Regions from separate parts of the Homo sapiens genome. Here region 1 is linked to region 2. The links are chromatin loops, found by intact Hi-C in ENCODE. Cell type or tissue: dorsolateral prefrontal cortex. All regions are shown on one strand. Each heading gives the region's core, and the rest is flanking DNA. Links, peaks and the distances in the headings are about the cores only.

Region 1 (15,362 bases), core at 8,599-11,098, 57 kb after region 2:
TGTTCTGTAAAGTGAAGATAATTATGGTACCTGTCTCAAAGAGCTGCTTTAAGAATTCAGTGAGGTAGCACACAGTAAGTGTGTGTGTGTGTGTGAGTGCTGAGCATAGTGGCTGACACACAGTAGGTCCTCAGTAAACATTAACTTAGGATCATGATGTGGCTACAGACATTGGTAGCCTAACTTCAAGACAGGGTCCCAAGAGGGGGTCAGTTTGGTCATTGTCCTGGAGAAGGCCCTAAACTTGATGTGTTTACGGTCTTGTCGGAAGCACCCACTTTGCTTTCTCTTCATCCTACCAGACATTCTCCTTTCCCCGTACCACCCTGGGCCAGGGAACCCAGTCATTCCTTCATTCACCCATTCACACATTCACTCATTCACTTCATTCACTCATTCAATATCCAACAAATATTTACAGATTGATTATTCTAATCCAGGCCCTGTGCTATGGGCTGGGGGATAAGTAAACAGGTCAAGGTGCCTACTTTCATGATACCCATGGCCTAAAGTGAAGGGGGCTGGGTGCTTTATCAGTGCTAGGGTGAGGGGCACACAGGAGGACACCCTGGTCTCAGGAATGGCTTCCTGGAGATGGGCTTGTATAAGCTAACATCTGGAGGACAAATAGGAGTTAGCTGGGCAAAGGTAGCCAGGCAAAAGGGAGAAAGAGTGTCTCAGGCAGAGGAAAACAGCCCCGGCAAAGGCCTGGGTGGGAGAAGACATGCAAGCTTTGTGTGACGAGTGTCCTGAGTCGAAGTGGAGCCATAAGCAATGATGCACCATGCAGGCTAGAGTTTGTTATCCTTCCTGGGAGCTCTCCCTGCTGGGATGGTCCTGCTGATACTTTTCCTTCTCTCCACACGCAGCCTCCACAAGGAGACCTGTCCTGAGCCCCTGCCTGGTTGTTGGGGAAAGGAAGGAGAGAGGGTGAGACCCAGGAGAGGAATTTGCACCCTGGGAGGGCCTGAGATGGAAAGAAACCAGGAAGAGTGATTCCTCAGCTGGAGATAATGTCTACAGTAACCAGTCCACTGAGGCATGAACTCCATTTTCTCACTCAATCTTCATAACAGCATTACAAGGAGATACTCTTATTAGTTCCGTTTTGCAAATGATGAGACTAACACATTGAGAGTTTCAGTAACATGCTTCACACCTACAGAATGTGGCCCTGGTGTCAGTCCCCAGAGCCTGTGCTCTTAACCCCCAGGCCACCCTGGATATGGGGCAGCACAGGGGTGGGGGTGGGGACCAGGGACAGGAAGGCAGTGGAGGGAATGGTTCTTGGGGTAGCTCCCCTTGGCCTCTTGACCAGCCAGTCTCCTTGAGACAGACCAGGGAGCAAGTGCCTGCCAGAGCCTGACAGGACAAAGTTCCCCATTCAGAGTTCTGATGATCTCTCCCAGCTGCTCAGCTCCTTGCAAAGCATTTTCCCTTAATAGCCTCCTATTCAACAGAACGGCTGCAGCCCACATCTGTGGAAACCAGGCCACAGCAACTCCTCCTACCAGGCCAGCAGGGCTGCCATGGCCATGGTCACCATGTCCTAAGCTTCTCCTTGTCCCTCCAAGTCAGGAAACTTCCAAGCCCCTTCCACTCCACCCGCTGTTTCCAGGACTCTGCCTACAGCAGAGGGACGGAGCTGAGATGCTTTCCCTCAGATCAGTCTGTCCTTAACTTTTCTCTGCCCAATGCATCTTCAGGGTGAGATTGGAGAGCAGGAGGATGGGTAGAACTCCTGGGTTCTCATCCCTCCTCTGCCTCTAACTTGCTTCGTGACCTTGGAAAAGTCACTTTACCTCTTTGGGACTACCGTTTCATCAACTGTAGAATAAGAAGAGGGCCCAGCCTGAAATCAGAAGCCCAGAATCCTGGATCTACCACTAACAAGGTGTGACCTTTGACATACCTCTCTGAACCTCAGTTTCCTCTTCTATATAAACAAGTCGACCCACCTCCGCAGCTACTGAGAGGATTCAAAGAGATGACCCATGTGAAGCACTTAGCATAGTGCCTGGCTCAAAGTAAACAACAAATAAATGTTAGCTGTAATTATTGTTATTACCATTTTCATAATTGGTGTTTTTCAAACTTTTTAGCTGTAGATTTTTTTTTATGTTCAAATGCAAATTTTTAAGCAGAACCCCGATACCATATATGAAAAGTGATGTGTTGGAAGAATGCTTGTTCACGCCTCCTGCCAGCTCTTCCCAGTGCTGATGCACAGGGGCCTCTGGTTTTGACCAGTAAGTCCCAGACCCAGCTGATTATCAGACCATCCTGGGAGGATTTCAAAACTAATATCCCAAGCCCTACTCCTGAGATTCTCATTCAGGGAGTCTGGGGTAACCCCAGAGAGTAGAGCTTATGGAATCATCCAGGTAGTTCTAATGATCTCCCGGGTTGGGGCATCATTAAGGACCCTTCTGGATCTGACAGCAGGACTTTGAGTACAAGGGCCTCCTTCCCTATGGTCCTCTCTTAAGCTGAGAAATAGCCCACACAGGCCCAGTGAGTTCCAGTTATTTCCATGCCCTCTCAGCTGGCCTCCCATCAAGGTTCCTTTCTGTGAGTTCTTTCTCTTGGAGTCCTGACCGAAAGGGAACACGGAGAAAATGCTCCTTGACTTCCCTCCAGGCCCAGCCCACAGTCACCATGTTCCTGCTCCTCCTTTCCAGGCCTACCTGTCTTGAAGGCTTTCCATGTGCCGGGCACCATGCCAAGTGCCTTACATTTACCATCTTGCTAAGTCCTCACAAAGCCCTATGAGGTATGAATTATCATCATGCCTGCTTGACAGATGAGAAAACAGAAGCAGAGAGGTGAGGTGACTTGATCAAAGCCACACAGCTGTAAATAGTCAAGATGCAACTCTACCCTAGGCCTGCCTGACCCCATAACTCATGCTCTTACCTGTACTGCTGATGTCCTCCCCTCTGTGCCCCCAACTCCTAACCTTACTCTATCAGTCTCTACTCCCTGCCTCCCACATCCCCAGAAACCTGCCAAAGTTTCTCCCAAGGAGCATGGCTTCGGGCCACAGCTCCTGTACTGGCAGGCAAGAAAAACCACAGCAGGGTCTGACCTAACTGGCATCTGAGAATGCCCTGGGTCCCAAATAGGAGTAGAGAGGCCAGGCACTTGCTTGGGAGATGAGAGATGAACGTGTGAATCCAGCCATCCAGCCAGTCTCTCCTGAGTGGATCTTCCATCTGCCATCTGCCATGTGGCATTCATCCATTCATCCATCCAGATACCACGTCAGCCTGAATTTACCAGCCCTGGTCATCTGTCAATCTTTCTTCTGACATCAGAGGCCACCCCGTGGTCCTTACTTGCCGCTTTGCTCATCAGTTGGTCAGTCCATTTTTACAGACCAAGGGCCTTGGTTTGTGAGATTCTGGGGTGGAGATCCCTGATCTCAGTGAGAACAGATCTAGCCACTGTTCCCACAGACCTCATAATCAGACACCCACAGAGCCAGCATCCATCCAGCAGCACCCCCAGGTCATGTTGTGGAACAAAGTCTCCCTTTCTGCCCCTACCACCACCTCATCTCCCCTGGGCTCAGCTGCCCCCACTGTTGGGGACCTTTCCCTTTGTGACCTGTCTTGGTAATTTGGGAGGTGATTAACAGCAATCACGCTTGAGTTTGACATCCAGGCACGGCCGCTAAATTGAGGCTCACAAAGCCGCCTTGACATCCAATATGTTATATGCTTTTCCCCTTAATTAGGAGCTAAAGTGGATAAATATGAAGTTGCCATGGCAACAGCCTCCCGGGTTGGTGGAGGGATGCAGCTCAGTTTCTGTCTGCTGGCTGGCTGACATGTTGGTTGATGGACCAAACTGGCTCCTGGGAAGGGTGAGATGGAGCCCTCTCCCACTTTCCTGGAACCTGCCCTCCAAGCCCCAGTTCTGGTTACTCTCTCCATCACTGCTCATCAGACTCCACAGAGTCTGACAATGCCCCACCTGGTCCATAGATCTCAGTTGGTCTAACTCCCTCATGGAACAGCTAGAAAAACTGAGGAGGTTGGTTCCTCCCCAAGGAGTGAGAGGCAGACAAGATCTAACACCCACATCTCCTGACTTCCAGACTAGTCAATAGTGGTTCTTAACTGTCTGGAGTACCTAGATCCCTTGAAGAATCTGTTGAAAGCTATAGATTCTGCAACATAGGCCAGAGATCAGCCACACAGTGGGGTTCTGACCCGGGACTGCAGCGAATCTGCTTTTAAAATTTCATAAACAGTCGAGCACATACTGTGTGCATTTTCTCACATGCTCTAAATTAATCCTTGAAATCCTATGAGGTAGGAACCGTAATTATCCCCATTTTACAGAGTTTCAGAGAAGTTTAGCCATTTTCTCAATGTCACACAGCTAGCTGGTGGAGGAGTCAGGATTTGGACCCAGGTCTGTCTGCAGACTGCGAAGTCCAAGCTCTAACCGCTATACTCTACTGCCACCTGGACGGCCTTTCTCTGACCCACAAGTAATGACTGTAGCAGCTGTGGGGTTTCAGCCAAGGAGTCCTTCTCTTGCCTAGGGAAGTGAGAACACTCTGAAAAACTCCCTCTCTTCCTCTAGCTCTACAGAAGGACGGGTGGAGGAGAGTCTCTTGGCTCTTGTCTCATACAAGCCTCCTATTGAGGAAGAGCCAGCCCCAAACACTGCTAATAGAGGTCAAGATGTTTAAATGTTGAAGGAAGAAGCCAGGGTTCCATTCAAAGAACCTACAAAAGAAAGCACCTCAGAGCTACCAAAGTCCTATTTTTGGGAGACCAAACTAGGTCTTCCTCCTTTCCCTTCTCCTTCTTTGCCAACAAGACCTACTGCAGAGCCCTGTGTTTGGGCAGGGAAAGGAGGCAGCGCTTCCTCCCCAGCCCCCAACCCAGAGCATGTCCCCTTGCTTGGAGATCCATCAGGCCCAAGCCTTGCTGGCAGGTGGGAGGTGAGCCATGCCTGCCTCCCCGAGGAGCTGGGACTCGGGGCTCCTCCAGCGCCCCCGCACCACGTGGCGTGGGTGCTGGCAGCAGGAGCTGGGGCTGGTGGCTTGGCCCTCGAACTTCCTTTCCTTCCAGTTCTGACTAAAAATAGAGACGGCAAGGACGCATCTCATTCTGTCAGACAGTGTAGGGGGGACGCCTGTGCAGATATAGGCCCCCTCTTTCTGAGCATGTAAGACCCAGCCCCCAGTTCTCCCCATATACGCCCCTGCCTCACAGCCTTCCTCTGTGGCAGCAGCCATTGCCCAGGATCCAGGGTTAGGGCAGGGGATTTCCCACTTTCCCGAAAGTGGCTTCACGGGTTTCCTCTCCCTCTCCCTTCAAGCCATGTAGGATGGGTGGGACAAGCCTGTCAGGACTGGACCTCTTCCTACCTTTCAGTACTGGAATTAGGTGCAGAAGTCCAGGCAGCTGAGTGGAGCCCTAGGGTGGTAGTAGTGGGCGAGAGAGAGTATGTGCTCTAAGGATGTCTTGTATGTTGCACTTCTCAGGGAATATGACTGTCAAGTCCCAGGGTCCCTCCTACCTCTTGGCTTCCTGCAGGTCCTCTCTCCAGGTGATTGAGAGAAACCCCTGGTCTCCTGTTTGGGTGCTGGGTTCCTGTAGGCAACGCTACCCATCAGAGAGGCTCAGGTGGGGTGTACAACAGGTGTGAGGGAGGAGTCTAGAATCATCCGCTGTTCCCCTCTACCCAGCTCCCCACACCCAGCTGCCCAGTTCAGAGCTATGCTTAGGGAGAATGCAGCCTCTCTGCAAAGACCCTCCTTGATATCAAAACACACACACACACACACACACACACACACACACACACACACACACCCTTTCCCGGACACAGTGAATTTATAAGACTACACCAGGTCTTGAGGGCAAGAAAAGCTGGGGAGGTGGGGCTAAGCTGTGGACAGGCACAAAAATGGTACCTTTACCATGGCTCCTTGTCACCCAAGGGAATGGTTTCTTCCTGGGGCAGAAGCCGAGCTCCAGACTTCTGATTCACCCCCACCCAATCCAATCTAAGCACACAAGACTCTAAACACTTACTGGTTCAATCACACAGGAGGTGGTGAGAAGTAGGAGGGAAGAAGCAGTTTGTTGTTTATTGCTAGTGCCTGGAACAGTGCCTGGCACATAGTAGGTGCTTGGAAAGCTTTGTTAAGTGAGTGAATGAGAGAATGAATAAATGAATGAATGAGATGCAGGCATGAACCAAGACAGGAAGGGAATCATTAAAGCCATCATTATGGTACTTTTGCAACAGGGTTGGACTGGGAAATTAGAGCCAAGGGCAGGCTAATAATTTGGTGCCTCTTCAAACCAACACTCTTTCAATATTTGTTCAATATTTATTTGGAAGAGAAGCTGCGCGGAGACTGTGCAGAGAAGGGGGCCTGCTCACAGCCCTCAGCCTCTCCTCCACCTGCTGAACAGTTCACTGCCGGCCCTAACCTTGCTTGCCCTACTGAGCTTCACCAAAACTCTTTGGTTCTCCAGGACCCGCCCCCTCGGAAGGGAAGGGAGTTTAATGAACAATTGTAGCCCGTCGGCCCCTGGGGATCTCACCTCTGTACCTAGCAGCTTATAGAAGTGTTCCTGCCAACACCCTCCACCCCCACAGCGGCTTGTGCCTGGTAGATACTCTTTTCTCCAACTCATTAGGTGACTAGTGAAGTTTTAGTGCCCCTTAGAGATGAGTGCCCCGGGCAGCCGCCTGGTGGACCCCTCTCCATCAGGCCTCTTCTCCAAGTGACTACGGAGGGGAACGGCATGGAGGAGGATTTCCTCAGTGCCCTCCTCAGCTCCTGGCCATTACCCACCACCATATTTAGGAGGAAAGGTCAGGAGGGGGAGGAGGAGTGTGTGCAGGGGTCAAATCCCATTGCTTCTAGCTTGGAGCAGGTGAGAGGAGAGTGACCAACTGGCTGCCAGAAGGGACTCCCACTTCCTCCCAGTGAGCTCTAGACCAGGCCTGTAGCTCTTGGTCCCCACTCTGCAGGGGAGCATCCTGAGCCCCATGAGTACAAGCCAGCCTGAGGTAGATGGCATCAGAGCTACTGAAGTAATACTGTCTGACTTCCATTCCCTGGGGATGCCCAGAGAAACCAGATGTCTGGCCAATGAGGCGCTCACCGGAGCAAAGTCTTTAAGTAAATACATAGTCACTCACTTCTGTTTCCTCCACTCTGCTCGCCTCACCCTCCCCTGCTTTCTGCATGCAGGCTCCTACTCCCATCTCAGCCCACCGGCCCCCTGCCCCACAGCCTCCCTGCAGCTAACTTCCCCTCTCCCAGGCCCATAACCAGCCTCTCCATCCCCTCCTCAGCCCCCTGCCACCTGAGCAGCCATAAAATGAAACATCTGAGCACCGGTACAGATGAACAAATAATAAAAACATTAACAGTATATTTCTTGAGCACTCGTTGTGTGCAAGGCACTAGGCTAAATATTTTTTTTTTTTTTGAGACGGAGTTTGGCTCCTGTTGCCCAGGCTGGAGTGCAATGGTGCGATCTCGCCTCACCGCAACCATCACCTCCCGGGTTCAAGCGATTCTCCTGCCTCAGCCTCCCAAGTAGCTGGGATTATAGGCATGTGCCACCACACCTGGTTAATTTTGTATTTCTAGTAGAGACGGGGTTTCTCCATGCTGGTCGGGCTGGTCTCGAACTCCCAACCTCAGATGATTTGCCTGCCTCGGCCTCCCAAGTTGCTGGGATTGCAGGTGTGAGCCACCATGCCCGGCTCTAAATACTTCATTATGTGCATTATCTCATTTACTCCTCATATATCCCCTGTCCCCTGATATATGGGTAACATAGGCTATTCAGGGCAAGGCTCTGGGGTCAGACAGAGTCTCAGCCTTCCCACTTACCAGCTGTGTGAGACACAGGAAAATCACTTAACCTCTCTGAGCCTGGTTTCTCGTCTTCAAAATAGGGAGGTTAAGAATACCTACCCTATAGGGTTGTATGAAGACATAAAGAAATAAAGTGCCTGGGCTGAACGTGGTGGCTCACGCCCTTAATCTCTGCACTTTGGGAGGTTGAGACAGGCAGACCACTTGAGCCCAGGAGTTCGAGACCAGCCTGGGCAACATGGCAAAACCCCACAGTGCCTGTAGTCCCAGCTACTGGTGGGGTACGGGGTGTGCTGAGGTGGGAGGATCACTTGAGTCGGGGAGGTCTAGGCTGCAGTGAGCCTTGATCTTGCCACTACACTCCAGCCTGGGCAACAGCACCAGACCCTGTCTCAAAAAAAAAAAAAAAAGAAAAGAAAAGAAAAAGAAAGAAAATTCTTAGCACAGTGCCTGGCACAAAGGCTGGTTCATGCCGGCTGTTATCACTATTATTATCCTCTTTTTAGATGAGAAAACCAGGGAGGTTGTCATATGCCAGTGTCACGTGTGGCTAGATCGTAGCAGTGTCAGGATTATAACCAAGGCCTCCCTAGTCCTGTCTGAGGGGCTGCAGGCTGGGGCCAAGTCAGATATTCTCTCCCTCCCTGGCTCCCTCCTCCTCTCCGGGGTCACAGGCTTCTCTTTTTCCTTGCCCGTGGAAAGGAAACCTCGTGGCTCCCTAGTGACAGCCAACATCCCACAATGCTCTCGGGAATGTGTGCACACGCCCACCTGCCGGGCCTGGAGGAATTCAGGCTTTAGATTTGAAAGGTAATTCAATCTCCCGGTGCTTCCTCCCCTCCCCCGCAGCGCTGGGTGTTCAAGACGGCGACAAAGACCCAGTTTCAGAGGAACAAGCCCGCAAGTGCAGAGCCGCAGGCACACGCTCAGCCTCACTCACAGGCAGCCCCTTGGTCGTAAGCACATGCTCTGCACCTTGCAGCAGTTACTAGAGACATAGTCCACCCCCGGTCCAGCAGTCACCCATCCCTAACCTGCCCACCCCTGGCCTCTCAAACCTCCAGACTTTGCCAACTCTCCACACATTCCTCAGCTCCCCACGTCCATCGGGCTCTCCGTCCCTCTCCCTTGCCCCATCCTTAGGAAGCTCCCCTTCCTCTACCCATCCGTTTCTCTTCCTTCCAGGCCCCAGACCCAGGGCTACTTCTCGGAGTGAGCACTCAGTGACTGCCCTTTCACCGACAGTGGGGGCAGTCCCCCACAACTCCACACTCCCACCTCTCTTTCTTTCTATCATTGGCTCAGCTCAGCCCAGGCTCTAAGATTGGTGCCCAGCACTTGGGGCTGGGGCAGGAGGAAGCCTGGAGCAGCTCAGCGCTCCTGTTTAATTAATAATGGGTAATAAGTCAACATGTAATTAGAGGATGAGGGCATGTGGCTGTGCTCTTTGGGCCCTGCCCTAGGGGAGTGAGCTGGAGCCTGGCCACACATGCCCCTGCACTGCCCAGGTCCTAGCCAGATCAGCCTCTTGATTCCCCTTGCTTACGCTGGGTCCTGCCACTAGGTCTCTCACCTGTGGTCCCCCCTTCATTCAGCCTTCAGGGTCTTCTCCACTTACTCCTGCCTTGGCTTCCTCTCTGCCTTCCACACTGGGCCAAAGGAGCTCATTCCCCACAGTCCTGGGGATCCCAATGTCTCCAGGGATCACAGTTTCCTGAGGGGCCAGGCCAGTCCCCGACTCCCACACAGGCCTTGAGTACCAGAAGTCCCTGGAAGGAATCCACAACAAGTCGAGCCCCACACCTCTCCTGCCGACCCCATTTGGCTCCTGCACTCTGTCCTCCATTGACATTCTCCCCATTCGCTCCCACTCAGCAGGGAGCCAGTGAGAGCCCTCCAGGGACCTCCCAGTCCCAGCCTGCGCCCTGTCCTCTTCCCTGCTCCAGCTCCTAGAAAAGCCTGTTGGGTGATGGAAGGCAGCTCCCTTCCCAGCACTCCACACCCCACTGTCCATGGGAGACAGTGTGTTGCCCTCCAGTGGCAATAGCCGGCAGCAACCTAGGGAGGAAAGGGTGTCCAGGCTCCTTGGAGTGTCTCAGGTTCAGTCCATCTGGGGGTGGGAGGTGGGGAGGGAGAGCGCCACACCTTTGTCGACTCACCTTTGTCAACGCATCACTTGCAGGCTGGGTTGCTGACTACCTTTCCCAGCAGCCTAGTTAGCTCTTATCCTGTTACTCTGGCCCTGTGCTATCAAGTTCACCTCTGACCTCTTTCCCCAAAGTATCAATGAATGGCAATTCAACTAAATGGCAATAAACACGATCAACACTTCTGTGTGCCAGGCAAAGGGATTTACAAGCATTGGCCCACTCAATCCACACAACAATCCCAAGAGGCAGGAGCAGTTGTCAAAGCCATTTTACAGATGAGGAAACAGTTGCAGTGAAATTAGGGAACCTCCTGGCTCACCCAGCCAGGAGGCGTTGAGCTATGATTCTGACCCTACAGCACTGCTCTTCCCCAGGAGATATTTGGCCTAGAATTATGGTGGAAGGCTGTAAGGAGGTGAGAAGAGGGTTAGGGATGGGAGAGGGGTGTGGTACATGCAGGGGTGCAAGGGGAGTGGTAGGGGGTGCGGGAGTGTCAGGAGCAGGAGAGGATTCCAAAGAGTGATGTGAGGGGGGCACATGAAGTGTGGGGGAGGTGTGTGAGATGTGAGGGGTGAACAGGAGTGGGGAAGTGTCAGGCATGTGAACAGGTATAGAAGGTAGAGTGGATAGGATGGAGGAGTTCGCAAAGCAGGTGAGGGGTCAAAGGGCAGGGTGAGGATAAAGTAGGAGGGGAGGGAAGTGTCAGGTGTGTGGGGTGTGTGAAGGAGAGGTGGAGGGAGAGGCGGGAGGGGTATGCAGGGTGACAGGCAGCCAGAGTGAGTATGCGGTGGGGGTGCTAGGTGTGGAGGGGATGTAAGAGTGCACAGAGTGGCTAGAGAGAAAGTGAGAAGGGTAGAAAAAGGTGTGGAGGAATGAGCAGGTCCCTGAGGGCCTGGAGGACCTGAGCAGAGGAGGAGGTGAAGGAGGGGGCTGGGTGGCATGGAGAGGGGTGGATAGGCCTGAGAGGCTTTGACAGTTTGGCTTTTGTCCCTGTCCACGTACCCAGCTGCCGCAGCCCCCACCAAACCTGGCCTTACTGCCAGGCTCATTTCAGGGATGGGTGGAAATTTCCATTTCAGCAAAATCCATTTGTAAAGCCCTGGAGCTTTGAGCCTCATTCTGCTCTGCCCGCCTGGCTCTGCCCACATGGCTCTGGCCTGCCCAGCTAGCCCCACTCTCCACCCCAGACCTCCCTCTGCTCTCCCTCCCCAGCAGGCAGAGCTTGGGCTCAGGGCCTGGGCTCCCTCAGCCCCACTCCAACCCTAGCACTGCAGCCTACAGAGGACCATCCTCCCCACCCCCCACCCCAGCCAAGCATTTTGACATTCTAGGGTGCCCCACAGATCTGGCAGAAGTGGTAGATTGGTCAGTGCCTTGCCTCAGTTAGGGGACCATCAGCATGCAGTCTACCCCCACTGCGCCCTGTCCCAGTACAGACGGTGGTTTTGATGCTACAGCACAGCAAAATGGGAAGAGCTCTTCAAGATAATCCTATTTAGGCCCTTTTGTTTTACAGATAGGGAAATGGAGGCCCAGAGAGGAAAAGCTACTTACTAGTCCAGGGTGCTACACAACTGGCTGGTGTGCAGAGCCAGAATGACCATATTGCCTAGAGGAGGAGTTGAGGAAAAACAGAGCCATGCAAACTTCAAACAGGCTCTGTTGAAGAGGTGTGCCGTCAACCCGTGATTTTACTTCTCTGTACCTTGGTTTGTTCTTCTACCAAGTGGAGCTCATGACCATTCTCCCAGGCTGGTGTGATGATGATGAGCTGGCCACAGCCAGATGCAGCAAAGTAGGGGTGGAACACAAAAGCCCTTAGGGTTCTTGAGTTCATGGGGAAGGCAGGAGCAATATCAGTTCTAGATTCATCCTGCCATTAGTGTCCAGACCCCTTTGCCTTGTCTGTCCCACAGCTTCCCGAGAACTATAGAAATTTCAAGGAACAGCAGGGATGACATGGCCAGGGATTGAGGCACTGGGTGGGAAGGTGAACTGGTCTCCCAGGGTAGAAAATGAAGGGACAGTGTGGGCCATCTCACTCAGGCCTCTGGGCAAGGAAGGCTTTTCTTCTCCAGCTCTAAAGGAATGGCCACTCTGGCCTCGGGGTGGAAACATGGGTTCCCTGGGCCAAAGTCAGAGCCCTGCATTAAGGGGAAAGGCTGAACTCTCCTAGAGCAGAGGCAAGGTCTATCTTGCTCACTTCTGTTTCCCAGCACAGCACCTGGCACGGAGGGTACACCCCTCAGGCCTTGCCACAGCTAGAGGCAGCTCAGGACAGATCTTAGTAGCTGGTACCAGGAAAGCACCCAGGGCTACCTGACCTAGACTGCTCTCTGACCAAGCCCCATGTCTTATGCACACACTGTGGCACATGCCGTGGCACATGCTGAAGCCAGCCTTAGCTCTAGTACTTACCCCAGCACATCCTCCAGCTGCTGCCCTCCTTCCCCAGCCCCCACAGGAATCCCAGGTCCCATCTGCTCCACTTCTCTGCATTTCCCCTGAACATCTGGACTGCTCCTGAAATCTGGCTCCTTGTTCCATCCAGAGGGAGCTGCTAGAGGGAAGAGGAGACTCCTGGGTCCCATTAGTTCAGAGCTGGGGCCAGGGAAGGCTCTGCCTGACCCCCACTCCAAGCCTGCAGCTGCCAGAATGAACTAGCCTAACAGAACTCTGGTTCCTGTCTCCTATTCTCCCTACCCTTGAGCACCCCCTCACCCGTAGGGTTGTAACACCCAACATACCCCACACAGCCTCCCCAACATCTGCTCGAGGGTCACATGGTTCTCTGTGCCAGGATCTGTGCATGTGTTTAGCTTTGCACTCTACACAGAAAGGTTCCCAGAGCTTCCTGGCATGGGCTGTGCTCCAGAACCACACACTCTAAGGACAGGCTGCTCCTCTCCTTCCCCACCCTGTGGTGGTGGTGGTGGTTGAGGCTGGGGCTGGGGGTATGGAGGAACCAAGGCCTTTGGTCCCTGGCAGCAAAAATTCTGAGTCCTACTTCAGAGACATGCATTCTAGGAGGACCAGGCTGGGAATGACCTTGGCCCATAACCTTCTCTTTTGCCACCCCCCCGCCCTACTTCTACTTCACCTGCTCCCTTACTCTCCACAGGGTTCTTGGTTCTTGTTTTATTTTGGGAGAGGACCGCTCCCTTATAGGATGCTCTCCATGGTCCTGAACCAGAGTCCCGGGGCAGAATTACTTCTCAACCTTGAACAAGAGGTGGCTCCTGGCACACATCTCGGAGGCATTCTGACCCGAGTAAGAAAGGAGATGATAGTGAAAGGGAAGGCATTGGAGAGAGACAGAGAGTGTATGCAAGACACACAGGGATAAAGAGTCCAACGCGAGACTGCCAGGAGGAAGAAAAAGTGATTTTGTTGTTCCTTTTAAGAAAGGTAATCTTCCCAAGTACTTGGTTTCCTCATTCTATGCAAATGCCAGCTCCTCGCTCCCGTTTGCCCCTGAAACTCTCTAGACGTCCCACTTTCCATTTCCTTCTCCACGCCGTGTCTGGCCTCTCCCTGATTTGGGGTCTGTGTGCTTGGGGACCACCCAAAGACCCGGACCTAAAGGCTCAGCTGTTGCTTCTTCCTCCTCGAAGGTCAAGAGAAAAGACTCCCCTCCAGATTTCTCTCGTCCCACGCCCCTCTAAGAGCAGGTCTGGGTCGCAAAGGGCCTGCTCAGTCCCCCTAAGAGCGGCGCCCGCCCCAGCCCGGTCCCCTTCCAGTCGCGGGATGCCTGCGGCACTGAAGGGCGGGAGAGAGGAGGGCCTTTACTGGCCGAGCCAGCCCGGGAGCCCCCGGGGCCGCACTGGAAGGAAGGAGCTGGGGAAACAGAAGAGTGGCAAGCGGTTTCCCGCTCGGTTGTGGCTGTTATTATTTATTTATTCATGTATTTTTTATTAAGGAGGAGATGTCGGCCTAATGAGCGGGGAGCCCGGCTGGCTCGGAGGGGTGGAGCTGGGGGTAATGGGGCGCTATCCACACAGGCAGGGCCTCTCTCCAGCCGCGGGGACCCCCTCGGAAGCCTCTCCTTGGCGCCCGTCTCTCTCCCTCCGCACCGCGCGTCTGCAGTGCCTAGGGCCCCCAGAACACACACACACACACGTGGCCTCTCCCGCTTCCCAACACCACCCCCCGCCCCGGGGAGGGACGTTCCTCTCCCGTCCTCACCCCCAACGGGTGCTGCCGACGCCGGAGCCAGAGCTGGATCCACGGAAGGCGCCTCTGTTTCTCCATGGAGAGCCCCTTTCCAGCTCCCCGCTCTGCCATCCCCTCTCCCGACCGTCCCCTCCAAGGCTCCTTCTCTGACTACAGACCCAGCTCCCAGCCCTTGACAGAGAATGAAATAGCCCAGCCCTTGTCCCCTAGTCAGGGGCAACCTCTCCTTTATCAAGGACCAGACTTAGCTTCAGCTTTCAGCCAAGAGCAAGCTTCCGATCGACCGAGGCACACCTCAAGTCTTAAATCAGTTCTCAACAGGGGGCTAGCCTCGGACCTAGACTGAATCCTCAGGCCCTGGAAGTGGACAGACTGCAGCTTGGTCCCAATTTTGAGTCTTTATCTGGGAAGCTACACTCAGACTAAGAACCCCCTCCAATGGTAGGGCTAGCCTTAATCCCAGTCCATATTTGTGGAATAGCCTCAGACTCAACCTCCAGCCCCTAGCCCAGTCCCAGAATTTAGGGTAGTCAAGAAGGTGGAAGCTTTTGGAAGCCAATGGCAAAAATAGTTGGGTGAGTATGGTCTAGGGAGGGGGAAAAACTGTTTGTTCCCTTTGGCTCAGTTCACTACAGCTTTACTTCACTGGCAGAGGGTCACCTCCTCTTGCTTATTGCAAGAGGTCTTGCTTATTGCAGGGACCTAGCTGAGGGCACACTCTAGTTTCATGGGAGGGGGTGGAGGGGGCTCTGGGGACCTACACCTATGCGAGCACGAGGCCACAATTTCCAACATGCTTCCCTTGATGTCCAACAAATGCTGGACCAATGGAAATAATTTCTTCAGAAAACATCAGTAGAGCCCTGCTCTGTGCCAGAACCTGGGGACAGAGAGAACATCTCTAATAAGCCTGCTCTGTCTAATGGTGGCTGGGGGTGGAACAGCATAAACATCTTAGCAGCACCTAGCTATTGAGCATGTGCTTATGCCAGGCCTTGTTCTTCACGGCATTATCTCACTGCATCATTACAGCCCTACAAGGTACACAGTTATTATTCCCATTTTATTTGTTAAATAGCATTTTATTATTACCGAAGTAATAAATATGAATTGTGCAAAATTTTAAAAGTACAGAAAGCAAAAATATAAAAATAAAAACATCATATTCC
Region 2 (15,362 bases), core at 6,715-9,214:
CTGTTTGGGGATGAGCTTTGTGTAAATTATTATTATTTATATGATAAAGAATAAATCACACCAAATAAAAAAACCCACAATCTCTTTTTCTCAATAGAATTACTAAATTAGGGGCTGAAAGGAACAGCCGATATGCTGGGGTTTGGTTTCAGGAAGGCTTTGGACATGGATTCTCGCAAAACGTCTTAGTAAATGGGCTCTGTTATCCTGGATTTGATGCTACCCACAGTCCGCAGAGGCATAAGGGGCCTCCCAGAAAGATGGCAGTGGTTCAGGCCTAAGGGTGGCTTCCTGGCCCTCCAGACATCCCACCCCTGGAGAGATGAGTCGGGCATTTTGAAGTGATTCGCTAACTCAGAATGGGGAAAAAAAGGGAAAACAGGAGTTGGGGATTCTTGCCAGAACATGATCAAATGCCCTGAACTGGGGTGGGGGTAGGGTTCATAGGAGTTACTTGAATAGTGGCATTATTACATCAGGGAAAATGAGCCAATCATTTCTTTGCCTATTCATTAAATTTGCATGCTAAGACTCTATTGGTTGGAATGAAATGAGTCAGGAGGCAGGGATGCAGATGGGCAGAGGACCAGCTGGGCCTGGAAAGTGTCCCCAAGTGGCCCCCATCCCAGCCAGGGTAGGGAGAAGACCAATTCACCAAAAATACTGCACCCTCACCCCCTATCATCCACCTTTGGATAAAATTCTGTTTGGGAACTAGAGAAAGACACACCCAGGGCAAGAATCCATCCTGGGGCTAATATCCTAAAGACCAGATAGAGAAAAAAGTCAGCAATAGTTGTTTTTTGTTTGTTTTTGTTATTTTTGTTGTTGTTGTTTTAAATCTCCTAGGACCTCAGGCTACCAGAGATTTTTCTTTTTTTTTTTTTTTTGACGAAGTTTCGCTCTTGTTGCCCAGGCTGGAGTTCAATGGCGCAATCTCTGCTCACCGCAACCTCCGCCTCCCGGGTTCAAACGATTCTCCTGCCTCAGCCTCACGAGTAGCTGGGATTACAGGCATGCGCCACCACGCCTGGCTAATTTTGTATTTTTAGTAGAGACGGGGTTTCTCCATGTTGGCCAGGCTGGTCTCAAACTCCCGACCTCAGGTGATTCGCCTGCCTCAGCCTGCCAAAGTGCTGGGATTACAGGTGTGAGTCACCACACCTGACCAGCTACCAGAAAGTTTTAAAAAACATCTAGGCTGGGCGCGGTGGCTCATGCCTGTAATCCCAGCACGTTGGGAGGCCGAGGCGGACGGATCACTTGAGGTCAAGAGTTGGAGACCAGTCTGGCCAACATGGTGAAACCCTGACTCTATTAAACATACAAAAAATTAGCCGGGCATGGTGGCGCATGCCTGTAATCCCAGCTACGCAGGAGGCTGAGGCAGGAGAATCGTTTTAACCTGGGAGGCGGAGGTTACAGCGAGCTGAGATCGCACCACTGCACTCTAGCCTGGGCCACAGAGCGAAACTCAGTCTCAAACAAACAAACAAACAAAATCCATACACACACAGAAAAACTTCTGGCACCGTTGCCTATCAGCTTTTTCTCAAACTGTGTCCTCTTCCTAGAATGGACTTCTCCTATCTTCCCACCTAAGTAAGTCCTACCTTTGCGTCAAGGCACAGCTATAGCCATTGTCATGGTGGGGTCCCAGAGCAGGGACTCTGGCGTCTCCTCTTGAGCTTGAAAATCTACTCTGCCGCTTAATAGCTGTGGAAAATTTGGGCAACTCGCTTAATCCTCCCTGAGCCTTAGTCTCCCCATCTGTAAATGGGATAATAATAGCAATCACACATACCCAGAGGCTTAAGAGTGAGGATTAAATCAGAAAGGTCACATGTAAAATGTGCTTACACAGTAAGTGCTCTATTAAAGTGGTAGTTATTTAGAATGATACTCTAGTAAGCTATCCCAGAGCTCCCCAACTGGGAATTAACTGTGTCCCACTCTGACATGTACCTTGGGAACACAGGGATTCCACCTTTAGGGTTTCTGACTAAATCATTTTTCACAGTCTGCCCTGAATCAGCTATTATGTAATGAATCTGGCAGTCCCTAGCCAAGCTTTGCACTTAGTAGGTACTTGCTAAGACAATAAATGCTTGTTTAAAATATTGCCCACCTAGTCAAATTCCCAAACCCTGTAAAACCCCACTAAATTCTAATCTATTTGTCCTGAGTCCCACACAATGCCTGGTTCAGCCACTTCCAGTAGAGTGGGAAATGGGGAGCAGTGGAAGATGGGCTGGGGCCCCAGGAGGAGAGGGGAGATGAGAGGTGGGAAATAAATGGAGCCTGTAAGGGGTTTTACTGTGTCCAGGCCACATGGATCAATCTGTTTTCACTGCCCCTCCATAGGGCACTTTAAATTCCACCCTCGTCTTTGATTAACCAATGGCTGACCTGAGACAGGTCTGCTTGTGCAGGTCCTCATCCAGCCAGAGGAGGTGTATATTGATTAGCTAGACTAGGGCAATGAACTGTACAGGCTCTGGATTGCCTAAAAGGCCCCTTGAGAGGTGGTCCTTGTGGGCGAGGGAAATCTCTGAGTCACCGTGGGTACTCATGCACTTGCCCATGAATAACCATACATTTATATGTGTATGTTTGTGGGTAAATACTGGCCCTTTTATCTTGGTGTGTATTCAGTAATTCATTCATTTGTTCATTTATTATTTATTGAGGCCCTACTGTGGGCTAGCACAATGCCGACGCTAGAATGTGGTAGTCGCTAAGGCAAAATTCCTGCCCATACTGAGCTTTTTTTCTAGCGAGTGGAAAGAGTAACAGTAAAGCAAAGAAATTAACAATTTAGTTTTAGATCGTGAAAGTGCTGTAAAAATAATAAAACAAGATAAAGGGATAGAGAGCAACAGTGCATGTAGAGGGAGCTCCTTTAGGACGAGTGGTTTGGGTCAAGACCTAAATGATGAGAACAAATCAGCCTCAGAAAAAATCTGGAAACAGAGCATTCCAGGCAGAGGGCACAGCAAGTGCAAAAGCTCGGAAGAATTGCTTTGGGCCAGTGACTCTAGGAATCTGTGTCATTCTGAGGCAAATGTCAATCAGCTTTTATTGCACGTACACATTTGTATCTTTCCATTGCTGTTAGAATCATGCCAACCTCCTCACTGAGACCTACAGTCTTACAACCCCACCCACTGGCCTCCAATCCCATTGGCTTCTTCAGGTCCTTGAATAAGATGGATTCCCTCCTGCCACAGGATCTTTGCACAGTCTGATCCCATCACCCTGCATACTGTTTCCTCCCCTCTTTCCAGAATTAAATCCTTTTTTCTTTCTTTCTTTCTTTCTTTCTTTCTTTCTTTCTTTCTTTCTTTCTTTCTTTCTTTCTTTCTTTCTTTTTCTTTCTTTCTCTTTCTTTCTTTCCTTCCTTCCTTCTCTTTCTTTCTTTCTTTTTTTCTTTCTTTCTCTTTTTCCTTCCCTCTCCTCTCCCCTCCCCTCTCCTCCCCTCCCCTCCCCTCTCTCTTCTTTCCTCTCTCTTCTCTTCTTGCCCAGGCTGGAGTGCAATGGCACGATCTCGGCTCACCGCAACCTCTGCCTCCCGGGTTCAAGCAATTCTCCTGCCTCAGACTCCTGAGTAGCTGGGACTACAGGCATGTGCCATCACACTCGGCTAATTTTGCATTCTTAGTAGAGACGGGGTTTCTCCATGTTGGTCAGGCTGGTCTCAAACTCCCGACCTCAGGTGATCTGCCCACGTTGGCCTCCCAAAGTGCTGGGATTACAGGCGTGAGCCACCGTGCCTGGCCTTTTTTTTTTTTTGAGATGGAGTCTCACTCTGTCACCCAAGCTGGAGTCCAGTGGCACAATCTCTGTTCACTACAACCTCCACCTCCCAGGTTCAAGTGATTCTTCTGCCTCAGCCTCTTGAGTAGCTGGGACTACAGGCATGTGTCACCATGCCAGGCTAATTTTTGTATTTTAGTAGAGATGGGGTTTCACCATGTTGGCCAGGGTGGTCTTGAACCCATGACCTCAGGTGATCCACCCACCTCAGCCTCCCAAAGTGTTGGGATTACAGGCATGAGCCAGTGTGTCCGGCCAAATCCTACTTTCTTTAGCTCTCAGGAAGCCTACGGTGGGTCACCCTTCTACCTTCTACACTAGATCAGTTTCCTTTGTTAGATGCTTTCATATTACCAAGTTCCTATAGTCAACTTCTTATCTTACTTAGTAATTATGCATTATCTTATCTGATATTAGTATCTGACTTCCCACCAGAATTACAACCCTCTGGGAAAGCTGGTTATCTGAGATTTTTTTGTTTGTTTTTTGAGACATACTCGCTCTGTTGCCTGGGCTGAAGTAGAGTGGCCCGATCTTGGCTCACTGGAATTTCTGCCTCCCAGGTTCAAGCAATTCTCATGTTTCAGCCTCCAGAGTAGCTGGGACTAGAGGTGCCCGCCACCACGACAAAGCTAATTTTTGTATTTTTAGTAGAGACAGAGTCTCGCCATGTTGGACAGGCTGGCCTTGAACTCCTAGCCTCAAGTGATCCACCTGCCTTGGCCTCCCAAAGTGCTGCGGTTACAGGCATGAGTCACATTCCCAGCCTGAGGGCTTGTTATCTTACCTGTGTAACTTATCTGTATCCCCTTTATACAGGGGAATATATTGACAGCCTTCAAATGTGTTCTATGTTCAATATATTCAATATATTCAGTATATTCAAAATATATTGGCAGCCTTCAAATTCTGCGAGGCTGTCACATTGCAGAGGAAGACCATGTTAACATAGGAGCAGGGAGGTGAAGAAGTGGGTTGTTAAGGAGAAGTGGGTGGGGTTCCTTCTAAGGAAGGTCTTATAAGAATGAGAAGTTTCAGGGGTAGAACAGGTGCCTTAGGAGGTAGTGAGTTCCCTGTCCTTGGGGGTCTGTAAGCAGACAGGAGAATAGAGGGAGGTGCCCCAGGGAGTCTTCATGTCAGCATCAAGGTTCTGTGATTAGTAGTCCACCAGCTGACCAGGTCCTTCAACCCCAACGCAGCTGTAACAATGGGAGCCCCAGGTGCTGAGTGGTGCTGGGTCTGACCCAGTGAGATAAGCGTCTGACTTAAGGAACTTGGGGGTGGACAGGGTCGTTCCCAGCTTCAGACTCCATCAGGGACTCTAGGTGGCTGCTGCTCCCCCTCCTTTCTGCCTAGCTCTGAAAGGGCTAGGAAGGAGGGAAGGCAGCGGGTGGGGGTGGGAGGAGGAGCTTCCGCAAGTCTTAAGTGGCTCCCCAGCTGGAGCTATGGTGCATATTTTAAGTGGAGTTTACAGACAATGGATCTCTCTAGGGCTTGGAGGGGAAGGAAGCAGAAATTCAGGACCATTCTGTGAATTCCCAAGTTCTTTGTGTCCATTGTGTAGGGAACAATGCTGTTTGTTCGGCACATTCACTCAAGATGGGGGATGGGGGGAGATGGTTAGGCCCCAGTGTTCCGAGGTTCTTCGAGGGGCGGGGCTGCTCGGGGAAGGGGTGGATGGAAGCTGGAGGGGCTGGGGGTGAGCCTTAAGGGAGGTGAGGATTCCAAGTCTGGTTGTGTGGGTTTGAGCTCCAGGACAGCTCCCTTTAGTACAAATATTGCTTCCCCTCTACACCTCTCCACCCTTCTCCAGAGATTCTAATCCTCAGAGGCTTCTGACCTTGATGTGTTGTCCAAAGGGTTGGGTTGGGGGGCTGAGGAGGAGTGAAGCTGTCTGTTCACCAGGTAACCTTGGACAAGCCACTGCCTCCCGGAGGCCTCACCCTCTTGCTCTATTTCCACAGTTGAAGGGCCAGCTAGAGATGGTCTCTCACAGCCACAAAATTAGGTCCCTTCCATACCACATCCTCAATCTCACCAAGCCTGGGCTCCTTCCTGACTCTCACCCAGTAAGTTCACAATCTTGGTTGCCAGTGGAGGCTGTATATCCCCAGAGTGAGGGAAATGAGAGATGAGGCCAATGTAGGGCCTAGAACCTCACTAATAAGAAAATCTTCACTTACTGGTTAGTTAGCAGCTGCTGGACACTGTGCATACATTCTCTTATAGGGCCTGGGATTAAAAGCTCTGCTCCTAGCCAGGCACAGTGGTACTGCACACCTGTAGTCCCAGCTTCTTGGGAGGCTGAGGCGGGAGGATTGATTGAGCCCAGGAGTTCGAGAACAGCCTGGGCAACATAGCAAGACCCTGTCTGTTAAAGAAAAAGTCCCATAGCTGGGTCACCTTAACCACCTTAACATCTCTGAGCCTCAGTTTCCTCTCTGTAGGATAAACTAGATATAGTAATAATAATATCTACCTCACTGGGCTGTTATGAGGATTAAACGAGATTACATCTCAAGCACTGTCTCTGGAAGGGTGGTAGAGCTTATAAATATTGGTCATATACCTATATATAATTACTATCTCCATTTTTCATATATGGAAAGCAAGTCTTGGAGAAGGTAGGCATCACACAGTGAATAAATTAGGGCATGATAATTCAAATCCAGGCTGGTTGATTCTGAAGCTGAGTTGCTGACCATTGCTCAGCACCTCCTGCAGAGATGGGATTGATGCCTGTCCTGACTTTCCAACAGCACCTGCCAATGGTCCAAAAGCCAAGTTTCCTTCTCCCAGCAGGAGAAGTTGCATTGTTTAACCAGGGCTGGAGTCTGAGACTCCCCTCTAGCCCTTCCCACAATCCTACTGTAAATTAGAGTCCCCTCACTCCCCAGTGACCTCTGCAAGGTAGTGTCTTATGCTGGAGGGGCACCAGAGTTAGGGACAGGAGCAGCCTCAGTACTCCTAGGCTGAGTTCCAGAGCCCAGTTGTTGCACCTGGCCTCTGAGCTACAGTTTGGCTGGTGGCTGGAGACCTGGGCCTGGAGGCTGGGACCTGGCCCTGCTATGCTTGGAGCCATAAGGCCATCAGACAGCCTGGCTAGGTCTTGGATCTCCACAGAGATAGAGCTGGGAGAGGCACAGATCCATGAACTGAGACAGATCTGGGAATGAGAGTAGACACTGGAGCCTTGGAGTTGGGGGGTCCACAGGTTGGCAGAAGGCACTGAGCCATGGCTCCTTCCCATTCCTGTCCTACCCCTCATCCACCTTAGTCCTACTCTTGCCATCCATTTCTCTCTCTCTGGTTTTGGGTTCTCCATTGAATAAGAAGAGGAAGAAAAAAAGGGAGAGAACTGGGGGAAGGGGTGTCCACTTTGCCAATGTGAAGCAGCTCTTGTTCTATGAATGAAGGTGATGCGGGTTCAGGGTGGAGGAAGGGGGGTGGAAGGAAGTGCTGGGTAGGGCAGCCTGGGATGGGGTTGCCATGGGAACGGCAGCCTGTCAGGAGCCCTGCCTTCAAAGCTGAGGTGCCTCCTGGGGGAGGCGGGTGGTGTATGCGTGTCTGGGGTCGGGGAGCAGCTCTGATGTAAGCCCCCTGGGACTCTAGCTCCTGGATTCCAGATCAAAACCTTAACCTGGGTGGGAAGCAGCATCATGCGATGCTTCCTGTCAGACAACCCTCAGCCTCAAACCCTTTTCTGTGGAATGTAAGGCAGGGATGGGGGTGGAATCAACCCTGGTGGGAGGCGGGCTGTGATGGAAGTTGTCTGCCAACACTACCCCCTTCATTTCAAATGGGGCAGGAGGGAAAGGGGCTCTTACTGGGTGGAGGGGAGTAATGGGGAAAAAGGGGGTTTGCTTCATTCTCTAGGCCTCGGTTAGGGGCCAGGCTCCACAATGACAGTTTCCTGAGGCATCTGGCTCCAATTCCTCAGAGAGCTTGGAACCTAGGAATAGGGCTCAGAGGGAAGGAAGCCCACTGGGCTGTTTGTGAGATCTCCAGCTGCCCTCACTCCCATCCCACACCACCGCTACCATGACCCTCTGGCCACTAGGGGGGGCCATGGCCCAGCATCCATGGGGTTGAGGGACAGGTCAGTCCAGAGACCCAAGGTGGCCCAGTAAGGTAGTGTGGCTGAGATGTAGCCTCAGTGGCATTTGCCTTTCATGAGGTTGGCCCAGCTCATCCAGGCCCCAGCAAAACCTGAGGGCCTTTAGAGGGCACTCAACACCCTGGCACTGCCAATTCAGTCCCTCCTTCTCAGCTGCCCAGGCAGACCTTTCCAGAGACCACCAGCCAATTCAAAACAGCTCTCAAGTGCCTACTACTCGCCAGCACTGTGCTAGGCATTGCCAGCGATTTTGAATCTAATGGGGGAGATGGACACTAACAGAGGCTTAAAACACATGCACCGAAGTCAGGAAAACCTGGGCTTGAATCCTCACTTTACTATTTCTAACTGGGTGAGTGACCTTGTGCAAGTTACTTAATTTGTGTCTCAGTTTCCTTATCTGTAAAATGATAATAGTACTGGAGATGCAGGGAGCTGTGAGGAGGATTAAATGAGAAAGCATGCTTAAGGCCTTTGCTGCAGCATCTGGCACACAGGAAACCCTCACTAAAGGGAACTATTGTTAGTAGGTGAACCAAGGTGCTGAGTACTAGCATGGAGGTAGAAGCAAAGTGACGAGCAGTCCTGGAGAAAATAAAAATTCAATCTGGGCTGGGCATGGTGGCTCACACCTCCTAGAACTTTGGGAGGCCAAGGCAGGAGGATAGTTTGGGTCCAGGAATTCAAGACCAGCCTGGGTGACATAGAGAGATCCTGTCTCTACAAAAAAATTTAAAAATTAGCTGGACATGATGGCACGTGCCTGTGGTCCCAGCTGCTCGGGAGGCTGAGGTGGGAGGATTGCTTGAGCCCAGGAGGTCGAGGCTGCAGTAGGCCATGATCATGCCTCTGCACTCCAGCCAGGGTGATGGAGTGAGACCTTGTCAAAAAAAAAAAAGAAGGAGGGCTGGGCATGGTGGCTCACGCCTGTAATCCCAGCACTTTGGGAGGCCGAGGCAGGCGTTATCACCTGAGGTCAGGAGTTTGAGACCAGCCTGGCCAACATGGTGAAACCCTGCCTCAACTAAAAATACAAAAATTAGCCGGGCATGATGGTGGGTGCCTGTAATCCCAGCTACTTGGGGAGGCTGAGGTGGGAGAATCACTTGAACCCAGGAGGCAGAGGTTGCAGTGAGCTGAGACTGCACCACTGCACTCCAGCCTGGCGACAGGGTGAGACTCCATCTTAAAAAAAAAAAAAAATAGAAAACGAAAAAAAAAGAAAATTCAATGTGTTGAGATTATCAGGGAGGGCTTCTTGGATGTGGTGCCTGATATGGGCCTGAAGGAAAGACAATATTTCTATAGCAGGGTTGGTAAGGGCTGTAGCAGGTAGAAGGAACTCCAGGAGGAAAGGCATTTAGGAACCTTACTTTATTTCATTCTTGCAGCACAAAATGGCAGCCCTATGTCTCCCTCCTGGGGCGTCTCTCTCCTACATCCCTATTTCCAGAGGCTCTCCCACCCACCTGGAACCCTGCCTTGGGCTCCCTCCTCCTGCTCCTCCTCCTCTTCCTTTCTCTTTCACTCCCACTCCTATTCATCTTCTTCTTCCTCCTTCCTTCTTCCCTAGAGAAGCCAGCTCAGAGAGAGCACGTTTCATAAACAGTGACCACTGCCCTATGAGTGCCTGGACCAGTAGCTCTCACCCAGGGGTGGTTTTTTCCCCCCAAGGGACATTTGGCAATGTCTGGGGACATTGGTTGTCACAACTAGGGGTGGGGGGATGCTGCTAGCTTCTAGTGGGTAGAGGCCAGGGATGCAACTAAACAATCTACGGTGCACAGGACAGCCCGCACAACAAAGAAGCACCTGGTCCCAAATGTCAATAGTGCTGAGGCTGAGAAACCTTGGCTTAGGCAGAGAACTGCAGCTGGGGAGAAATGCAGCCCCCTGCCCCGGGCTCCTCCAAAACCCCACCCCAGGAGTCCCTGATCCCCTTCCCCAGTCTCTTCCCATCTTCTAGTCCAACCCTCAGTGTCCCCTGGCCTCATACTACCCACCACTCCTGCGCGTCTGCCCCCTCTCCTCGGGTCTTGTCCCCGCTCTTATCCTCTCCCACCGCAGGGGCTGTGGAAGGCCTGTCAGGCAGGAGTCAGCCTGCGGCTGCACGAGGCTTCGGAGACCAAGCTGCCTGCTGCACTCGGTGCTGCCTGTCCACTGATTGGCCGAGGCTGCCGTTTCCATGGTGATCTACGGCAAAGCCCAGGCCCCCCCACCCCCTTAGCCCCCGCGACAGGCCCTATTCAGTGGCGAGAGCCCCGACAGTCAGGTTAATAAAACAGGAGCCGCGTGAGGAGCCGGGCTGTGGGCCGAGGTCCCAGCGTGGTGGCCCGCCCGGAGGAGAGGGGGACGGATGGGGGCAGGGAGCGAGGAGCTTGCTTGCTGCCCAGTCGCCGCCCTCCCCGACTCTGCCAACTGCAGGTTATGGGGCTGCACCAGCTCTCGGGGACTTGGGGTTCGTCTCCTGGAATGCACCTTCCCATAGTGGCCTCTGGGGGCAGTGTCCCCTCCCCCATGGGTTCCACTGGGCCCCTCTAATCAGAAGGGTTGGAGTTCTGGGGCTGGGGCTGAGGAAAGGGAGAGATGGAGATGGGGTAAAGAAGAAAAATGGCAGGGAAAGACTAGAATGGGAATCGGGTGGGAGACTGGGGTGAGATGGGGATGGATGGGAGTGGAGTCCAGGTTGGGGATGGAGAAATGAAAAGGGGAATGAGGAAGGAGATGGGAATGAGGCCAGGGGGAGGAAGGGATGAGTTGGAGGAAATGGAAGGTAGAGACCTGCGCATGGAGAAGAGGCTGGGATGGGGAGAGGGAGGGAGCTGGTGGAAGGTGCAAGGTGGAGAGGAGCATGGGATGCAGGAAGAAGGTGGAGATGAGAAATTGGGATGGGAGCTAAGATGGAGTGAGATGAAGAAGGATGGCGTGGGAGAGAGGGTGGTTAAGAAGGGTACGATGAGGGATAGAGTGTCTGGGAAATAGGCACAGCCTCTGACTAGCTCACCTCTATGCCCAGCACAAGCGCTCAGGAGGTGTGTGCTTGTCACATAGTCCGTGCTCACACGTGTTTGTGGATTGAATGAATGAGGTGAGAAATGCTGGGCTGTAGCGGGAGAACTCTCCTGCTGGAATCAATGCCACACCTCTTCCTCAATATCAACACTGAGTGCTCACAGTGGAGTCTGTGCCAAACTCCTTCATGGATGACCCCATTTAGTACTTTCAATAATCCTTTGAGGCAGGCACTATTACTATTTGACAGAGGTCCAGAGAGGTTGAGTAACTTCCCCAAAGTCACACAGCTCTGATTCTTGCCTCAGATACGGTGGGCATATGGTCAGCTTCTGTGTCTGGACCTGAGTATTTCTGGCTGAAGACCCAAACCATGCAGATTGGTGACTGGGGAGGGCAGGGAGTTCTGTGTCACAAGAGCCCAAGAATGGAGCCCGGTTGTGGTGCTGAGTGGAGTGGCAGGCTCCTGGATTGCCATCCATGACTCTGTTTTCCTGGCTGGTGGAGATGCTAGGTCTGCTGTTGCTTGGTGCATCATTGTAGTTGCATTTCCATATGACAGATGCAGAGACCCTTAGGAATTCTCAAATGCTGTCTCTGAGGTCATTCATTTTGAGACAACGGGGAAGCCCAGAGTAGTTGCCCCAATGTGTGGAGTGAAAAGGGCTTTGAAATAAAATAGTATAGTCCAGTTCTGCCATCTGTATTGTGGCCTTATGCAGATGATTTAATTTCCCCAAGCCTCAGTTTTTCCATCTATAAAATGGAGACAATAGTACCACCTAGGGTGATGATACAGATTACAGTGAGATGATATCTATGGAACAACTGGCACAGAGAAAGTTCTCAGGAAATGTGGTTCCCTTCTCGCCAGGGTGCCTTTGCAGATGCTTCTGTTTCTCCTTCTGGGAAGTGTGTGATCCATCACTCCAGGACCCAGAGGGGAGAAGGAGAAAGAAGGGACTCCTGTCTCCCTGAATCTGTGTTGTCACCACCTCCAGAGGACTAAACATGAGAGGGGGAAACTAAACTTTATAGGCTTAGAAAAAGAAGCAGAATGGGTAGGTCCCATGCGGTGAGGATGCTTCTTCTTTTGTCTCCTCAGAAGGGGTTGATGGATCCAGGCTGAAGAAATGAGGTGGGGTTCACACCCCATAACTTCTCCCTCCACTCTAGCCCTTCCCACCCCCAGCCTGAGCAAGAGTGGACCACTGAGAGAGGCCAAGCCTCTGAACCAGAGCCAGAGCCTCTCCATCCCAGGCTGACCAGCTGGCTGCTACCCTTCCAGCCTGCTCGTGGCCGGTCAGTCCAGGCCAGTGGCTAGGAGCCCAGGCCTGGAAGGGCAGAGGCGGCTGCAGCAACCTGAGCACTCGATAAACCATTAATTCTTAATAAACGACAGGCTGTGCATTATTTAACAATAATGATACTTTCTGTTCCATTATAGATTAAAACACCGGCCTCTTCTTATTAATCCTGCGTTTCAAAAGCTTGTAAATCCTGCACAGCCGGAAGAGATAAAAGCCGGCTCATCCCCATCCCAGGGCTGACATTCTTGCACTGACAGTGGCTCAGCGGCTCGACTTCTGTATGCACACGCGTGTGCTCTGGGCCCACCCACCACCCAGCTGCACCAACAGCTGCAGGTGCAGGGCTACCGCCACTCTCCACCTTAGCTGTGCTCTCCTTCCCTCAATCGCCTGTCTCTCATTTTTGTTTTTCTTCCTCAGCATTTTTCTCTGATTTTTTCCCCTTTTTCTGTTCATCTGTTCTTCTCTATCTTGCTTCTTCCTCTCTTTGTATCTCCCTGTTTTCTCTGTTTCTTCTTCCTCCTTTTCCAATCTCCCCCCCTCTCTCTCTCTCACACACAGACACACACACATACATACATCACCTGCCTCTCCATCACCTGACTCTCCTTCATCTTCACACCATTCAACCAAACAAACCTGCAATATGCACAGACTCTATCTCCATATGGTCTTTGCTTTTTTCAGGGGTCCTCAGAGGGATGCGGTGGGGAGAAGGAAGATAATTCCATAGAGAAGGAAAAGAAGGAGGATCACAGAGAAGAAAGGCAGAAGCAGAAAACCCGAGACCAAACAGGCTGAGTAGTTTCAGAGCCCTCTTGGCAGACTCTGACAGCCACATGGAGAGCACCTATTGCAATCCTCAGTGGATGCTCAAAGCCCTTCTGTATTGCCCTCAGGCTCTATTTACATACTCCCAGGGACAGGGAGCTCACTGGCTATGGAGGCAGCCTTTTATATTACTGCAAAGAGAGCTTCTTCAGTAGGAGTTCATATTCACTTTCAGCCTTCCTTTGGCAAATGCCAGACCTTTGGAAATCTGAAGGCTGCCATTCCAGCTTCCTGATGACACCTTCGGTCTCAAGCTAACCTTCCCCATCCTTCCTCCAGGCCTCATGCGTCAGTGGGCTGAGCCCTTCCTTCATCCTAGTTCCCCTGCTCAGTGCCACCGGGGTGTGTCAGAGAACCAGTAAAGGTGGCTCCAATGCTGACCACAGTCCTTCCTGTGGTGCAGCCGGAACAGAGGCCAGCTAGGCCCTCCTCTCATCTGGGGATCAGAAACCATTACTGAAGGTTTGAGAAGAAAAATCACAGTGACCTTGAATGTCTCTCCCAAGGTCATTGCAAAAAATAATATCTGTTGTCATTTATTGAACTTTTACTATACAGTAGGTACCCTGTTTACATCCCTTATCTTGTTCAATCCCATAAGAGTTGTTCCATTATTATTCCATCTTGCAGATGAAGTAACACTTGGAGTGATTAAGCTAACTTGGCCATGGTCACACAGCTAAGTAAGTGGTGAAGTCAGAATTTGAACCTGGTACTGACTCTGAAGCCCTTGCTTTTAATCTGTGGATGTTCTCCCCAGCTATTTGGAAACAAAAGTGGTTTTTTTAGTCAAGTGGGCCCCCAAAGTCAGAGAGACTGCTGTCCGTGAAGCTAAAATATTTTCTCCAGGATTGGACTAATGGTTTCCCACCATGGGCTTTCCAGGTGGGGGTAGAGCTGGGGTAGAGATCTCTGGCATTTTGGTTTATACTTGCTGGATATTTCTTTAGGTCGAGGAGGAAGACAGTGTTCATAACACTTACTGAATATTCCATCTGCCAGGTTCTATTCATCTGTTTTAATCTTCACCATGACTCTGTGCAGTGGATGCTAGCCCCATTTTAAAGAGTAGCAAACTGAGGCTCCAAGAGGTTAAGTCACTGGCATTTATGCTTATAGCTTGTGAGTTTTGGAGCTTGTCCGTGATGTTTCCTAAGAGGAGATGAAACGGAACACTTACTTTTATGGAATGAGGTGTTGCCGGATTTTTTTTAGAAAGGGCAGGTGCGTGTGTGTGTGTGTGTGGGGGGGGGGTGGGGGCGGTGTAAATGGGAGAGGAATAATCTTCAAGAAACACAGAATTGGGGAGGGGAGCTGAGCGGCTTTCTTCTTTTTTTGAAATGCACAAATGGGAAATTTAACTTGATCCCCTGTGGCTTCTGGGCCAACCCCTGAGTGAAGTCGGATCACTTTTGCAAAGGAAAATTTTATCCGTTTTTTGGCTTTTATGGGGCTTCCTCAATGAGCAAAACCTCTCCTGTTGGTGCTTAGAGAGGATTTCTCTGCTTGGCCTACGGTGATGCCGTGTAATCTCCCAAAAAATATGGTGCTAATATTCGCCGGGTTAGGGTTAGTTATTTTTATGTCTTTGTCATTTTGTTTCTCGGCAGCTCTTTCTGCTGCCTGGAAAGGACGTGGCGGACACTTTACTTCCAGAGTCATATTTTTTAATTTGATCAAAGCAAATTTCACTCGTTCTCTGTATAAATTATTTAACTCATTTCTTTTAGGTTAAATGTCTCAATAGAAAGATAGAAAGTCTTTCCATCACATTTTCTTCCAGGATTTTAATCAGCTCCTGTAGATTGTATGAACTTCTTTCTCAGTCCTCCATCCTTCTCTGTCTTAAGTCTCTCTCCCTTCCTCCCTCTCTCTCCCTATCTGCTCTTCTCCGGCCTCTGCCCCCAACTCCTCCTGAGTCCTGGGGCTCAGCCCCAGCCTCCATTCCCTTATGGCTCTGGGTGGGGAGAATGGGGGCAACTTGAACATGCAGGGCTTTAGGAGCACACACCAACCCCCTTCAGTTGGATGAGTTACCAAAGGCACCCTTCCTCTGAGCTGACCCAGCCCACAGCCCTGACAGCAGCGTCAGGGCTCAATGGCAGGCCCTGCTTGTCCCCCTCAGCCAGATCTCTGTGCACAACCACAAGCTGCTGCTCCTGCCTCTGCCAAGACCTGTGCCTGCCCGCCCCCCGCCGCACCTGCCCAACTCCCATTTCCCCTCTAGGGCTGCAGTCTCAGGATGAATTTAAATGTAGCAGCCTCTCCCCAAATTC

Evidence for each region. A loop is a pair of places that touch in the nucleus more often than their neighbours do. Peaks named below come from ENCODE experiments on the same cell type or tissue, not always from the same donor. Only the 100,000 strongest peaks of a DNase experiment are listed, where the experiment ranks them.
Region 1: it touches region 2 in a loop (2.7-fold over the local background); 17 of 110 quality-filtered maps call a loop at or near these places.

The regions. Positions count from the first base shown.
Region 1 is chr5:141,752,139-141,767,500 of GRCh38, reverse strand. It overlaps LOC124901094 (a long non-coding RNA gene), which reads left to right. Exons shown (of 2, transcript XR_007058975.1): 2 at 1-10,202. Among named protein-coding and RNA genes, the nearest start is that of ARAP3, 78 kb to the right of the region's middle. RefSeq lists enhancers at 4,974-5,474, 8,222-8,791, 8,792-9,360, 9,361-9,930. In dorsolateral prefrontal cortex, for the core only: a CTCF peak has its summit at 9,886 (motif pointing left); DNase peaks (open chromatin) are centred at 8,680 and 9,889; H3K27ac peaks cover 2,093 bases.
Region 2 is chr5:141,806,761-141,822,122 of GRCh38, reverse strand. It overlaps LOC107986454 (a long non-coding RNA gene), which reads left to right. Exons shown (of 3, transcript XR_001742906.2): 1 at 1-634; 2 at 12,051-12,591; 3 at 12,943-14,325. Among named protein-coding and RNA genes, the nearest start is that of PCDH1, 64 kb to the left of the region's middle. RefSeq lists enhancers at 4,491-5,481, 5,482-6,473, 9,525-10,173. In dorsolateral prefrontal cortex, for the core only: a CTCF peak has its summit at 7,879 (motif pointing right); a DNase peak (open chromatin) is centred at 7,882; H3K27ac peaks cover 2,087 bases.